Linked DNA regions of Homo sapiens: region 2 is linked to region 1. Evidence: chromatin loops called from intact Hi-C (ENCODE). Cell type or tissue: dorsolateral prefrontal cortex. All regions are shown on one strand. Each heading gives the region's core, and the rest is flanking DNA. Links, peaks and the distances in the headings are about the cores only.

Region 1 (10,415 bases), core at 2,361-7,360:
GAGAGAAGTACCCTAGATGCCTATGCTGGGTGCGGGAGCATCACTCACCCAAGAAACATGAGAGGCAGTGTCTTGTAAAACAGTCTAATTAACAACATGTCCCTCTCCATGATCAAAATAATGGGTTTAATCAAAGCAAATTAGTTTAAAAATGGAAACAACATGCTTGATGCTAAATCAAATCCCATTTTAATGGCTTTACTAAAAATAATGGTAGGTTACACCTTAAGTGGATTTGGTAATCTCCACAGGCTAGACTTGAGCAAGAGGATCTGGGTTTGAAACCTAAGAGAAAGAAACCAGACAAGAAGGGCAGAAACCAACAGAGGCAGAGGCTTCAGCTGCTCCTGGAGCCAGGGGTACCCATTTGTCAGACTTTTCACAGGGTCTCTGTGATTGTAATCAAGGGAAGAGTGCGAGAGTTGTGCATCACTACCTACTTCCTACCTTTCTCTGAACCTCCTCTCCCTTGAAAAATTGAAACGTACAGAAACTGACTCTAAGAATACATGATCTGTAATGTGCAAAAGAGCAAATAAGCCCAAGTTCATGAACACCGACACGAGGGGCCAGGCATCTAAACAACTCTGGGTGATGCTTATTATTGAGGCTAGCAGACACATAGAAATTAAAAAGAGAAACAGTTTTTAGAGTAGGGTTGAACTTCAGCACAAAATATCTTCTTCAGAGCAAGTACAAGTGGTTTTTCTTTTCTTTTTCTTTTTTTTTTTTTTTTTGATATGGAGTCTAGCTCTGTCGCCCAGGCTGGAGTGCAGTGGCACGATCTTGGCTCACTGCAACCTCTGCCTCTCCCGGGACCAAGCGATTCTCCTGTCTCACCCTCCCTGGGATTACAGGTACCTGCCACCATGCGCAGCTAATTTTTTTTTGTATTTTTAGTGGACACAGGGTTTCACTGTATTGGCCGGGCTGGTCTCAAACTCCTGACTTCATGATCCACCCGCCTCAGCCTCCCGAAGTGCTGGGATTACAAGCGTGAGACACTGCACGTGGCCTCACAAGTGGTTTTTCATAGCAATAGGATTATGAAGTCAAATCTCAATTCTGGTATTATCAATGCCAATTGCCACTTTTTTTTTTCTAATTAAAGGATAATTGCCTTTAAATGCTATCTCTCTAGGAAATATGGGGAGAAAATTCAGAACTATACTGTCCAATATGGTAGCCACTAGCCTCATGTGGCTATTTAAATTAATTACGGCTAAATAAAATTTAAAATTCAGTTCCTCAATTACACTAGCCCACATTTCAAGCGTTCAATAGCCACATGTGGCTCATGGTTATCATACTGGACAGATTACAGAACATGTCCATCAATGCAGAAAGTTCTTTTGGACAGCACTGATCTAGAAAAGGCTGTTTATAGATGCCAAAAAGGAAAATATTAATTTCTCACTTAGTAAAAGAGCTTCAAGCCCTACCTACCAAAGCTGGTTTGACTCAGAATAGTTTGGGGCTGAATTTGAAGGCTACTGCCAAAGATTTCACGATTATCTCAAAATATTCTAAATGGCTGATCTAAAATCTCTTTGCATGATGATTGATTTTCCATTGCCACAAGTTGTCTTTCAAAATCTAAACATACCAGAAAAAAAAAAAAATCTAAACATACCAGGAAATGATATTTGGTGATAACAATAACTTAAAGTTCCAATAATTTATGAACAAGTTTTAAAATACTTAGAACAACTATGAAAAAATATAAAGCTACATGGCACCATCAGCTCCAGGAGTAAAAATTTATAGTTAAAATAAGTAGGGGCTGTCAGGCTTCTGAGCCCAAGCTAAGCCATCATATCCCCTGTGACCTGCACGTATACATCCAGATGGCCTGAAGCAACTGAAGATCCACAAAAGTGAAAATAGCCTTAACTGATGACATTCCATCATTGTGATTTGTTTCTTCCCCACCCTAACTGATCAATGTACTTTGTAATCTCCCCCACCCTTAAGAAGGTTCTTTGTAATTTCCCCACCCCTAAAAATGTTCTTTGTTAATTCTCCCCACCCTTGAGAATGTACTTTGTGAGATCCACCCCCTGCCTGCAAAACATTGCTCCTAACTCCACCGCCTATCCCAAAACCTACAAAAACTAATGATAATCCCACCACCCTTTGCTGACTCCTTTTTCGGACTCAGCCCACATGCACCCAGGTGAAATAAACAGCCTTGTTGCTCACACAAAGCCTGTTGGTGGACTCTCTTCACACGGACCCATGTGACAGGGGCTGGGCACAGTGGCTCCTGGCTGTATTCCCAGCACTTTGGGAGGCCGAGGCGGGTGGCTCAATTGAGGTCAAGAATTCAAGACCAGCCTGATCAACATGGTAAAACCCCGTCTCTACTAAAAATACAAAAAAAAAAAAAAATTAGCCAGGCATGCTGGTGGACGCCTGTAATCCCAGCTACTTGGGAGACTGAGGCAGGAGAATCGCTTGAACCCAAGAGGCGGAGGTTGCAGTGAGCTGAGATTGTGCCACTGCACTCCAGCCTGGGCGAGAGAGTGAGACTCCGCCTCAAAAACAAACAAACAAAAAAAGTAGGGACACACTTATTACACACCTGTGTCTAGTCCTACGCTTTTCATGAACTTAGACCTGGATTCAATAACACTTGGACCCTATAATGTTTTGGGAACTTCAGCACACATCTCATTGGACCCTTACCAGAACCTAATCACACCGTAGTGCTGATTCTAAGTGTTACAGATTCTTCTGTGAAAGGGGATGACTGAGAAGTAATACATTATCTTGTCAGTGCTTGTCTTGCTTAATTGGTTACTGAACTGATCCCAAATGGCCAGATTGCAGTGAAACCAAATGGCTGAGATTGCGGGGTCCAGCTAGCTTTTCCTCTCTCATGACTCCAGGCTGCCCTGCTAATCTGACCCACTGTACTAAAGAGGTGTGGGTCACAGGCGAGACAAAGCAGGAAGACAGACAAGAGTGTAAAGCAAAGGGCCTTCTCTCTTGACAATTGCAAAGCAGATAAAGTGAGCCCAAAAACCCCTGCAAGGTCATTGTGAACATGATTGTGGTAGTTCTACAACAAAGGCTAAATAGAACGCATTATTGTGTTCACGCAAAAAAAAAAATTACTCCATAGAGCAAATTATCCCCCCACAAAGCAACATGGAAAAGGTATTTGTAAGAAATGCATGAATTAAGCAATTGCTCTGAAGACTTAAATGCCAATTTAAATAATCCAAACAGATTGCATTCAGCTAATGGCAGATTATAATAAACATGCATTAAAGTGTTTTTCAAATACTTTAATATATTTGTGAATGTCATAACATCTATCAACTAGTCATTATTGTTAGCAAAACTTCTTTACCCTTTTATTTACCATGTCCAGTTTGTGAGCTTCCAACTTGGGGGACTTGCAAAACATTTATTAAATAATGTATAAAGGACACACCATTAAAATTCCTACGCTTATGCCTTGAAGATTAAACTCACATTTCTAGCTCATTAATAGATGACAGCTATAGTTAATCCTGGAAACATGGAGTCTCTAGAACACATACAAGAAAAAGTTTGGGATTTGATACATGAGAGCTGAGACTAAAATTCTTTGATCGGTCACATATATGGGCCTAACAATTTTTCCTTGAAATAGGAAACTTTAAGTAGGTCAGTTTAATGACTGCTACCATGGAGTTTATAAATCCACACTCAACTATCCTTTCGATGAACTGCTGCCCAGAATGGAGTTATAGCCCTGCACTATTAAAATGTCTTTGGTTCAAGCAGAGAAAGATGCAGAAACTGATCCTGCCATTTAGGCTTTGTTATTGTTTTAGATCCAATAACTGTTTGGTTTTGTTTTTCAACATGGCATTGGTATATCTGGTTCCCCAACAGGACCTCGCATGTAGGACATCGGAGTGGGTTCACTCGGGAAGATGGACTTCCATTCTACCTGAGCTATGTTCCCACATGCGGTCACAATCCTGGCCCAACCGTGAAAGGCGGTCTGGCCGGAATAAACCTGACCAAAAAGATCAGTGAAATGTGTGGGACATCATAAAGTGCTGTGGGGGTAGGGGTGGAGGAAAGGAATGAGTAGAGAAAAAAGGAGCATGAATTTAAAATGGGAAAACCCTCTCATACTCCATTTGATTCATTTAAGGAGGGGAAAACCACTCAAGGACTCTCTCCAGAACCCAAAGCTAATCACTTTTTTATTGCAGCAGATTACCAAAGAGCCTAGGTAACCCACCTACCACGGCCTCCCGCCGAAAAACCAAAAATCCCATTTCTTCCCAAGTGTGCGCCCAGGAAAGGAAGGAAGACTGTGCATTTAGAGTGGAGGGCGGTACACAGGGCAAAGCAAGTTAGTGCCTCCTTCCCAGATCCCCTGCTTCCCGAGCCAGCCTGACCTGGCTAACCGCAAAGTGCAGGGAGAATGGCACAGGGACCGGGAGGTCAAACTTGGGGTCGCTTCTCACCCGAGTCCACCCGATAACGAGATGATGGGGCGGCGGGTGGGGACACCTGTCAAAGGACGGGGCCGGGGCCGGGGCCGGGGCCGCAGCGGGCGGGCTGGCTGGCGGCACTGCGGCGGCGGGGACCGAGGCGCGCCGGCTCGGGCGTTCGCAGGTCGCGGGGCAGAGCCGGCACCGACTCCTGGACTTGCCGGGGAGCGTGCGCCCGCGGAGGGCTCGGGCGGGCGGCCCCGCGCCCGGGACGCTATGGGAGGGGGCCGCAGCCGAGCAGGGCCCCGCAGCCGGGCGGACCCAGCCGCCCCAGCCGCGCTGCAGCCCCCGCCGTCCCCGGTCTCCGCCTGCGGGCTGCGCACGGGGCCGGGCCGGACGCCCCCTGGCTGCGCGACGGGCCCAGGCAGGGGAGGGGGCGCCGCGCCTACCTGCTCTGGTGCGGCGGGGCCGCTGTCGCCTCGAGGGGCTGTGACCTGCTGCGGTGGCGGCGGCGGCAGCAGTAGCGGCGGGTAGGGCGCTTCCTTCAGGAAGGGGTGGGATCTGCTCACCCGCCCGCCCGGCCCCCTCCTGCCGCGCCGGGGCCCGCCCCCGACTTATTCTGGGGTCCCCGCTGCTAGGCCTTCGGGGAGAGTTGATCCCCTGGGTCTCGGGCTTCTGCCACCCCCCCGGGGCCCCTAATAGTCACCCGGGGCAGGAGCCGGGTGTGGGCGGGCGAGCCGCTTCCTTCCGAAGCCTTTGTGGACGCGTTTGCCTGGCGCTCCTCATCCAACAAAAGGAAGGACAGAATCTTGGATCCTCCGCCTGGTGGTTATTTATTCCTGACCTGTTGTAACCTTCTGCCTGGCTCTCTTTCGTCCGCACACCTAGGGTTTTTGCACAAAGCAGCTAAAATTCATTTTCATGCCCATTGACTGAATGTAGTTCTCCTCCACTCAGCGCTGTCCCGCGGTTTTTGGTTTTTTTTTTTCCATCCTATTGAACAAACACAGAGCCAACTTCGGACCCTGGCAATGAACAGCAGACACCAAGGCCGACCTCCCAGCGCCAGCTTGCAGCTTTCCTCCCTGGGTCTCGTCTGAGTCCGTCATAAACTGTGTTCATCAGCGTTTTGACAGCTTCCCCCATCCCGGACCCCCAACCTACCATGGGACCCCATGGCACCATGTCAGTGACCTCTAGCAGCAGCATGGATCAATGCCATTTTTATCTTAGGCTCATCATGAGCCTGGGTTCCAAACACAACCTCTCTGGCCTCCAACAGGTGGCTCTCTATCAACCGGCCTTTGTCAGTCTGCCCTCTATTCTTTTGGGGGCTTCCGTAGCACACCTGTCTCCTTTAAACTGCTGTCTCTACACAAGCAGGCATTCCCTTTTTTTCTTTTTCTTTTTCTTTTTCTTTTTCTTTTCTTTTCTTTTCTTTCTTTTTTTTTTTTTTTTTGAGACGGAGTCTTGCTCTGTCGCTCAGGCTGGAGTGCAGTGCCGCAATGTCGGCTCACTGTAACCTCTGCCTCTCGGGTTCAAGCGATTCTCTCGCCTCAGCCTCCTGAGTAGCTGGGATTACAGGCGCCCGCCACCATGCCCGATTAATTTTTGTATTTTCAGTAGAGGCGGGGTTTCACCACGTTGGCCAGGCTGGTCTCAAAACTCCTGGCCTCAAGTGATCCGCCTGCCTCAGCCTCCCAAACTGCTGGGATTACAGGCGTGAACCACCGCGCCCGGCCCAACCAGGTGTTTCTAAGAATCTTCTCCAATTCAGCATATTCAAATTCTGCAATTAACGTTCGGTTCCAGAACTCTCCCTTCCCCACAATTCTTGTGATTATTGTCTACTATGTGTATATTGATTCTTTTTTTTTTTCTGTATGTTGATTTCTTGTTACTGTTTTCTCCTGGCTACTAGACTGTAAGCTTCCTGAGACCAGGGATCTTGCCTTCTCTTGTTTTCCTTATTTTAATGAGTGGGACTGTTATCCATTCAATTAAAATAGCAAAAGCAAAAACTGAATCTTAGTCTAGACTCCCTTGAAAGTATATGCTCAATTTTGTGGGAATTAGCTTATGTGTACTTTTCTGAGGAGAGTAACTACACATTAATCAGACCCTCAAAGTGGTCTGACTCCCCCAAAGGTAAGATTGCTTGAGGCCCATCCATGAACCCCTCCTCTCTCTACTCCCTGTCCCCATGCCATTCATTTCTCTCTGCAATAACGGAAAGAGTCCTCTAGCTAGATCTTCCAATTCATTCTTTCAGAAGTAGATCCAGCCAAAGAATTAGCTGTCCCTCAAACACAGAAGTGGTACTCTGTTTTCACATCAGAATCACCAGTGGGGGCTTTAGAAAATGATGCCTGGGTTCACCTCAGACCCAGAGTCAAAACCTGATTGGAGGTGGCGGGGGAAACCAGAACACAGGTATTTTGACAAAGAACCGCAGGTGATTCCGACATGGCCATGCCATATCACTCCCTTTCTTGGGAATAGGGCTCCCAATTTGTAAAATGCCCTTACTTTCCCCTCCCCCATTTTTTTGTGGAAGGATTGAGAATCCATGCACCAGGTTTAATTTATTTCAACATTTTCATTTTCATTTAGAGCCAGGCCTATGTTTCCTAAAAAAAACCAACTTGAGTTTGTGAGGATCGCAGGCTCAGTGCCATTCCTCAGCACCACTAAATCACCGCCGCCTTCATCTCCAAAATGTCCCTCCAAATAAACCCAAAAAGCAAAATGAATTACATTCCTGACAGTGATATTACCAGCTGAAATTGTGTGTTAAAATGCTGGCCATGAAGGAGAGTTGGTTGCTATAAGCAGATTCTGTTAATGTCATGAGAGTTCGAGCGAAGCTTCGAGAGTACAAGCAAAACATGGGCTTCTCTGTGCCTTTTTCTTGGTATCCCATCTGTTAAAATTTGTTGTCCACCATGTACTCAATATACCCTTAGATATTTTAAATCATATATGGGTGTAAGACTGAAATACTTTTCCAGAACCGGTTGTCCTTTTTTCTTTTGAGTATTTTTTGGGGGATGAATTTTAAATGAATCTCTGAAGGCTTCCAGCCAGCACTTGCTTCTACCTCACAAAGACCATTAAAGGCCCCAAGGCAGCTTGGTCCTGAGTATTTGGGGAGTGAGAGTGAGGAATTGTTGTGTTGATGAGGCAAGCACATATTTGTGAGGATCTTCCTACATCCTCTTCTTATTCCTTTTTTTTTTTCTTTTTTTTTTTGAGGTGGAGTCTCGCTCTGTCGCCCAGGCTGGAGTGCAGTGGTGCGATTTCGGCTCACTGCAACCTCCGCCTCCCGGGTCCATGCCATTCTCCTGCCTCAGCCTCCCGAGTAACTGGGACTACAGGTGCCCGCCACCACGCCTGGCTAATTTTTTTTGTATTTTTAGTAGAGACGAGGTTTCACTATGTTAGTCAGGATGGTCTCGATCTCCTGACCTCGTGATCTGCCTGCCTCGGCCTCCCGAAGTGCTGGAATTACAGGCGTGAGTCACCGCACCCGGCCTCTTACTCCTTTTTATAGGAAGCTAGCTCTCGGAGTATGTGCTATGCCTTGGCATCACTTGGGAGGTTGTCACATTGGTCCATTATAAAATGTGACATTGAATAAAGGTTCTGTCCCACTTCTGCCTCCAATTCAAAGGCCATCTCTGGAATGGCCATTGGCAGTGAAGGATTTAGGTTCTCTGTCTAACATCTGCAGCACTCCCCCTGTTCCCAAGAACTCCTACACCACTGAGCTTGGTTCTGCCCTCTCATATGTGAACTCTCTTCCTCTTATTCTCAGAACTCTCATGTGTGTCCTACTGATGGTAAGGAGTTTGATCACAACTGGCTGTCTTTTTAAAAATTGCATACAAATATTCATTTTGTACCTTTAAATGATCTGTTGATATGTTCCAAAGTGATTCAGTCTGTGAGGAAAGACCAAGCACAGAGTTAGAGACTGGGGCATGGAAGAAATAGAGCGTAAGGCCCAGAAAGAGATGCCAGCCACAAACTTTGTAAAATTTTGTGTCAAATGGAGATCCATACTCAGAGACATCAACATTCTACAGAACCACAACGAGGCATCCTAATTTCAACACCATGTTGTTCTACAAGGCTGATGTCCTAACTCTGGTGCACAGCACAAACATCCATCTATCTGAGTTGGGGGGCGGTTTCCTGATATAAATGAATTTATTATCTAACTGAAACCACTACAGAACATTTAGAATTACAAAGAAATTTTATATTCTTGCTCATTTTCTTTCTCTTGGGCAGTCAATTTGTTTTTGTTATTTTATGATTCAAATCACTTCCCTAATTCATTTGAAAAAACAGAATTGAGAAGCACAGCTCATAAATAACGCTCTCAGGGATTCTGGAAATCCCTGCTGCTGGTCCAATTGCAATGACTTTCATTATAATAAAAATCTCTGTATAACGAAGTTATTGCCAAACCTTATCCAACAACTGGTAATCCAAGTAGTCTCTGATAAACAACAAAATCAGCTGGGCGCAGTGGCTCACACCTGTAATCCCAGCGCTTTGGGAGGCTGAGGCGGGCGGATCATGAGATCAGGAGATGGAGACCATCCTGGCCAACATGGTGAAACCCTGTCTCTACTAAAAATACAAAAAATTAGCTGGGTGTGATGGTGCATGCCTGTAATCCCAGCTACTCAGGAGGCTGAGGCAGGAGAATTCTTGAACCAGGGAGTCAGAGGTTGCAGTGAGCCGAGATCTCACCACTGTACTCCAGCCTGGGGACAGAGCGAGACTCCATCTAAAAAAAAAAAAAAATCAAAGAAAGTCATTGGAATGGCATTTTATTGTTATCAAAACTGCCTATTAAAGATAACCTTGTTAGGGCAATTGGAACGATAGTGAGAGTACATCTGGTCACGGGATGTTAAATGGAAGCCTTTATTTTATTCCCATTTTTAGAGAGGCCTCAGATAATAGTTGTCAACCACACTCACATGCCAAACAAAGTTCTGTACTACTATGCAGAATTTGCAAAGGAGTGTTCCTGAATTTCTCATTTACCCTGTCATGTCATAGGTATTCTAAGAGGCCCTTTCTCTGCACTTAACAGGGAGGGGAAGGGGCTTTTCTCTCACCTTAAGTCTAGTGAGAAAGACTTCAGGAAGACCTCTTGGAGAGCTCCGTGGATGTCCCCTGCAGTTTAGGGAATACCATGGACTGGTGCCTGGCTCATGCCTGAGAAACCTAAAGGACCAGAGTTAGTAAAAGTGGCCTGAATATCAGGTAGGGACTGTGGCTGGGGAAGTAATTTACTCTCACGGAAGACAAGTCTAAGAGAGTGACACACAGCAGGATTGACCTTGATTGTACCCAAGAGGATTGCTTGCAAAGGCAGAAGTCTCTGCAGAAAGAGGCCAGAGGTTTGCCTCCAAATGTGCAGGGTCTAGGGCAAGACTCTAAAGCGATGAGGCAGAGGCAAAATGAACCTGCTCATGCCAAGGGGATGACTGGGTGGTGAGAAGCTCCCCAGCAGGGTGGCTGTGGTAAGCGATGTCCAACAAACCCATCACAGGGATCATAAGAGAAAGCATCAGCTGGAAACATCTGCCATGGCCAGAGGTAGCCATGGTAGTGAGAGCCATCCAACACCTTTCCGGCTCCTCAGCTCTCTCTTCCCCTTTTCCGTCTTGGAGGAACCGGGTAGCCAGTGAGAGTAGAAAGAGGTGGAAGCACTAGGCTGGAAGGAAAACACAGGAAGCCTACCATTACCCACCTTTTCCCGCTGAAGTGTGGAATTTTTAAGATTATTTTACTGTACTACATATTTTTAAAAAAACTTTTAGGTTCAGGAGTACATGTGCAGGTTTGTTATACAGGTAAACAGCATGTCACAGGGGTTTGGTGTACAGATTATTTTGTCACCCAGGTAAACGCATAGTATTCAATAGGGATTTTTTCAATCCTGTCCCT
Region 2 (5,000 bases), core at 1-5,000, 180 kb after region 1:
GTCAAATATACCCAGCAATTATTCAATGTTATATCATGTGCTACTGGAAAAAAATCAGGGATACTATTTTCATGCTTGCCTTTCTGGCCATCTCTGATTTATATTGTGCCTTTCTATTAAGGCAGAGTTTCATGTCGTGATCTGAAAGCATTTTACAACCACTGGATCAAACTCTGAAAAGAGAAGAAACCAAAGTCAAGTTGCTATCAATGGCACAATGAGGTAGGAAGGCTGGGGGGCAAAAAAGGTCATGGATAAGATTAAAGAAATCTAAACAAAACTTAAGTATTTGAAACACTTTACAGATTGGACCTGAGGTCAATCTAATTAGCTAAAAAAAAAAAAATCCACTATCTAGAACTATATCTACTTTTTGCACGCATCACCCAAATTGTAAAACAACAACAAAAAATAAGAGCTGTACAAAATACTTAATAAATGTATTCTGTAAGCATCACACAAAATACTTGATAAAAAAAGAACCAAAAGATTTCTACCTGAAAAAAAGTTATCACGGCCGGGCCCAGTGGCTCATGCCTGTAGTCCCAGCACTTTGGGAGGCCTAGGCGGGCGGATCACGAGGTCAAGAGACGGAGACTGACCATCCTGGCCAACATGGTGAAACCCTGTCGCTACTAAAAATACAAAATTAGCTGGGTGTGGTGGCGTGCGTCTGTGGTCCCAGCTACTCGGGAGACTGAGGCAGGAAAATCGCTTGAACCCAGGAGGCAGACGTTGCAGTGAGCCGAGATCGTGCCACTGCACTCCAGCCTGGCAACAGAGTGAGACTCCGTTTAAAAAAAAAGTTATCACTGTCTGTTTCATGGCTTTTGATTATTTATTTTTTTGCCTATAAGAAAGATCCCCAGTTGGGGAAGAACACATCCCAGCACACTTCCTCTCTTTCTCAATTCTTTCTTACTTGCCAGCTTAGACTAAAAGCCACTCACCCATTCCTTCCACCCTTCCATACCTACTCTTCACTCCTTCACCTTAGCCAACTCCTGGCCACAACTATGGTCTCTGGAGAGGATCCTGGTAGACCATAGAGAAGCTACACCCAACAGCTACATATCCAACTGGTGAGAGGGAACATTTCTCCACTGTAGTAGATACAACTACATAGCAGTTCCAAGTTATAGATGCCAAATGGCTCCCATTATTATTACAGTTGGCACTTGTTGAGTACTTAGGATACGCTGTGACCCTAAAAAGCACTGCCTATGTCTTATCTCATTTAATCTTCACCAACCCCATTTTACAGATGAGGCAAAATGGAGTTTAGAAATTTGGCCAAGATCACCCAGCTAGTAATAACAGAGGTGGGGACTGACACTACAACATATGGCCTCTCAGAGGATGGGCAAATGTTTTGATGATTTGTAGCAAACTGTAATTTTTTCCCCAAGTGTGCTATTTTTAAATATAATCACTAAAAAATAATAATCTTACCCCTACTAGTTGCGGGTTGACTGTGACTTTGGGGCCAAATGCAAAAAGCCTCAATCTGCGATTTCCCAGGCAAATAGCACTAAGTACCTGTTCTTGTCCTTGCTGATTCTTCTACATGCAAATCATTTCCCTCTCAACACTGGTAAGACATTTGTAGTCATGCCAGGGGAAGGCAGTGGGGATGTGAAAGGTGGAGGTCCTGGCCTGGAAGTGGAGAGGGCTCTATTTTAGCTCCATTTCCACCACAAACTCAACTCTCGGGATCATGGGTTCCTCACGAGCGAATGGAAACCAGTGGATGATACGGTTTCTAACATCCCCTCCAGCTTTAAATTTCCAGCAATTTATGAAGCCTGGTAATGCCCACGTACTGGTGCCAGCAGTGTGGGTGCAGCACCCCCTGCCGGTGGCCTCCCCGCACTGCCCTGGAGGGAGGTCGTGGCTGGTAGAGCCACACTCCGCCTGCTGGTTGTGTGCGGTGGTGGCCCAGGCCAGGGCACAGGCATTCACGCACACAAAACTCACCCCAACGATGCTCTGAAGTATCTATTGCCATGTGTGTGCTGAAAGAAATGCACTATGATTCAGATCGGCCAAGGCTTGGAAGAGGACAAGAGGATTACAGGGTAATTTAGGAAGCACGTAGAGTTAGACGCAGCTGGACAGGCTTCTGCTTAGCCATGCTGATCGTGAAAAGCCACGATGAAAACTTGATAATTTTTTTAGCACAGCATATTCTCTTAAAGAGAGGCATATATCTGTTCTCTGAAAGTAGAAAATAAATTCTTCCATGGACTTGATGTGTTTAAAATCTAAGGCGAGTGCAGGTCCCGACCCCTCTCCATCCCCACCGCTTGCTTATCTGCTTCAACAATCTGCAGCCTGAGCCTGCTCACCTGTGTCGGCTCAACACCAGCCCAGCCACTTCATGTCTCAGCAATCTGACCTGCCCTTCAAATATCACCAGCCTCCAATGCCATTCCTGCTGGGGGCATCTGATGGGAAACACAGGTCCTTTCAACTTAAACTCGAGATAAGCACACATAAAGCATCTACCCCCTAAGGACTTTAGCAATTATTTTTAAAATGAAAAACCTGAGCTTTGAATGTAGCGCCCAAAGTAGAGCGGAGACATGGAGGAAATAATCAACTTGATTCCCTCTTCTGTCATTCACCTCTTCCAGAAACCTGGAACCTGAAGGCGAGGTTGTTTTGCCAGCACCCAGCACCTCGCCTTGCTGTTGATCACCTTCCCTAGGAGCACAAAAGTCAGAGGGGAGAAAGGATGGGAGTGCAAGGTTTGTCCACTGGGGCAGGTGGACGGGGAGGATCTCAGGCTGGGTTTGGGTATTATGGAGCCAGTATCAGGCTAACATCTCATAGTGTGGCTTTAGCCAGGCCCCAAGGGGGAATCCAATCTATAGTGAAGTTCATTTTCACAATAAGCTTTGGAGGGTATCATTCATCCAACTCAGACAGACATATTGACTTACCGATAACTTCATTAATGAAAGCACCTGCCTGGCCTGGAACCCTATTCTCTAAACCAAGGACTCCCAGTTCCCAATGTGTGGTCTATCCCCTGCAGTGCTTTTCCAAGGTCCGCCACAGTTGGCTCTACTTTCTCTCCTCCCTCCTCTCAACTTCTGAATCTTTCTTTTCTCTTCCTTCTACCCTTCCAAATGTAAGCAAAATGTAAACCAATGTAGAGATAACTTTTAATTCTTCCCCTAATCCTTTACCCCAAATCTGCTCAGAAAAAGTCTAGAACCAGAACTGACAGAGGCAGAATTCTGTGTTAGAAACTATAGGGGAGGGTGAAAGACTAAGACTAAGGTGGAGTCTCTTTTCCCAATTCTTTTTTTTTTTTTTCTTTTGAGACAGGGTCTCGCTCTGTCACCCAGGCTGGAGTGCAGTGGTGCAATCACAGCTCACTGCAGCCTCTGCCTTCTAGGCCCCAGGCCCAAGTGATCCTCCCACCTCAGCCTCCCAAGTAGCTGGGACTACAGGCGTGTGCCAGCTAATTTTTTTTTTTTTTTTTTTCGTAGAGACAGAGTTTTGCCATGTTGCCTAGGCTGGTCTCAAACTCCTGGGCCCAAGCAATCTGCCCGCCTCAGCTCCCAAAGTGCTGGGATTACAGGCATGAACCACTGCGCCCAGCCTCTTTTCCCACTTCTTATATCTAGGCTGGTCTTGTGGTTTTGTTTGGTCAATAGAATGTATGAAAGTGATGCTGTGTGACTTTCAGAGCCTGGGCCTTGAGAGGCCTTGGAGCTTGCACTTTGGTCCCTCGAAACACTGCCATGCTTGTTCTGAAAGGAAACCATTGTCACCTACCAGGGAATGAGAAGCCATGAGACAGAAAACCAAGGCGCCCAACCAACAGTCAGTGCCAACCACCAGCTGTGTGAGTGACGGCAGCTGCATGAGCCAGCCCAGGTGAGACCAGCAGAGGAACTGACCAGCCAGCAAAGAATCATGAGAAATAGTCTATCGATGTTGTTTTAAACCACTCCATTTCTGGCTGGTAGGCAGCAATAGAGAACTAAAACACACACTTTTGCCTTTGTCTCTATTGTTTATGGAATGAGATATTAGAATAGGGCTCTTTCTGCCTCCATTTTAATTGAGGCACCAATATGATAGATATCAGATACCTACATGACTGTGAAACAGACCCCCTTACACAGAATTCACAAAGGAAATTATTGAGACCTGGCTCCGTCACTCTTGGATGCCTCCTCCAGATCAAGGATATGAAAAGGGGTCAGAGTGGGCGGGGGGGGGGAGTGGGCAGATAGGTGAAGAGCTTTTGTTGGGGGAGCTGTTAATGAGCTGTAGTGTCCCCCTTAAAATCCCCCAAAGAAAGATGGGCATGCCTGTAGTCCCAGCGACTCAGGAGGCTGAGGCAGGAAAATGGCGTGAAACCGGGAGGTGGAGCTTGCAGTGAGCCGAGATCGCACCACTGCACTCCAGCCTGGATGACAGAAGAGAGTCCGTCTCAAAAAAAAAAAAAAAAGAAAGATGGGCAAGAGTTGTATCTTCTTCATTCCAAGCCCAGTCAGGCAGCTTGTGTGGACCACTTGGGGAGCTTTAAAGTAGTTTCACTACAGCTGGAACCAGCAGACATTCAGGTCCCAGAGGCATGCCTGTGACACCCAGAGTGGGCCATGACAGCAGGCTAGAGGGGCATGCAGGAGCTAGTCTGCCTTTCTGGGTTTTCCTGAGTAGAGTGTGCCCTGGGGACCAAACGTGGCCACTCAGAAGAGAGAGCTGGTGTGAGGTCTGACCGGGTCCTGTCTCACAGGGCCACCTACTGGAGAGGCAGAGAGACCCCAGCAGCAAGAAACTAGAGGTGGGCACAGGATTGCTGGGGTCTTAGAATAAATAAATCCCCAGATAACACCTGAAATAAAGATGCACCTTTCTGGCCGGGCATGGTGCCTCACACCTGTAATCCCAGCACTTTGGGAGGCCGAGGTGGGTGGATCACTTGAGGCCAGGAGTTCAAGACCAGCCTGGCCAACATGGCAAAACTCCGTTTCTAC

The links. Peaks named below come from ENCODE experiments on the same cell type or tissue, not always from the same donor. Only the 100,000 strongest peaks of a DNase experiment are listed, where the experiment ranks them.
Region 2: a loop joins it to region 1, with 2.9 times the contacts of the local background. A loop is called at or near these places in 5 of 110 quality-filtered maps.

What each region holds. Positions count from the first base shown.
Region 1 is chr4:82,557,015-82,567,429 of GRCh38, forward strand. TMEM150C (transmembrane protein 150C) reads right to left here and starts at 4,974. Exons shown (of 8, transcript NM_001080506.3): 1 at 4,892-4,974. RefSeq lists an enhancer at 4,700-5,199. In dorsolateral prefrontal cortex, for the core only: CTCF peaks have their summits at 4,965 and 5,196; a DNase peak (open chromatin) is centred at 5,061; H3K4me3 peaks cover 2,120 bases; H3K27ac peaks cover 1,196 bases.
Region 2 is chr4:82,737,624-82,742,623 of GRCh38, forward strand. The region is part of intron 1 of SCD5 (stearoyl-CoA desaturase 5); the gene reads right to left. Among named protein-coding and RNA genes, the nearest start is that of MIR575, 13 kb to the right of the region's middle. RefSeq lists a silencer at 1,894-1,983. In dorsolateral prefrontal cortex, for the core only: CTCF peaks have their summits at 1,879 (motif pointing left), 2,081 and 4,790 (motif pointing left); a DNase peak (open chromatin) is centred at 1,858; H3K27ac peaks cover 4,091 bases.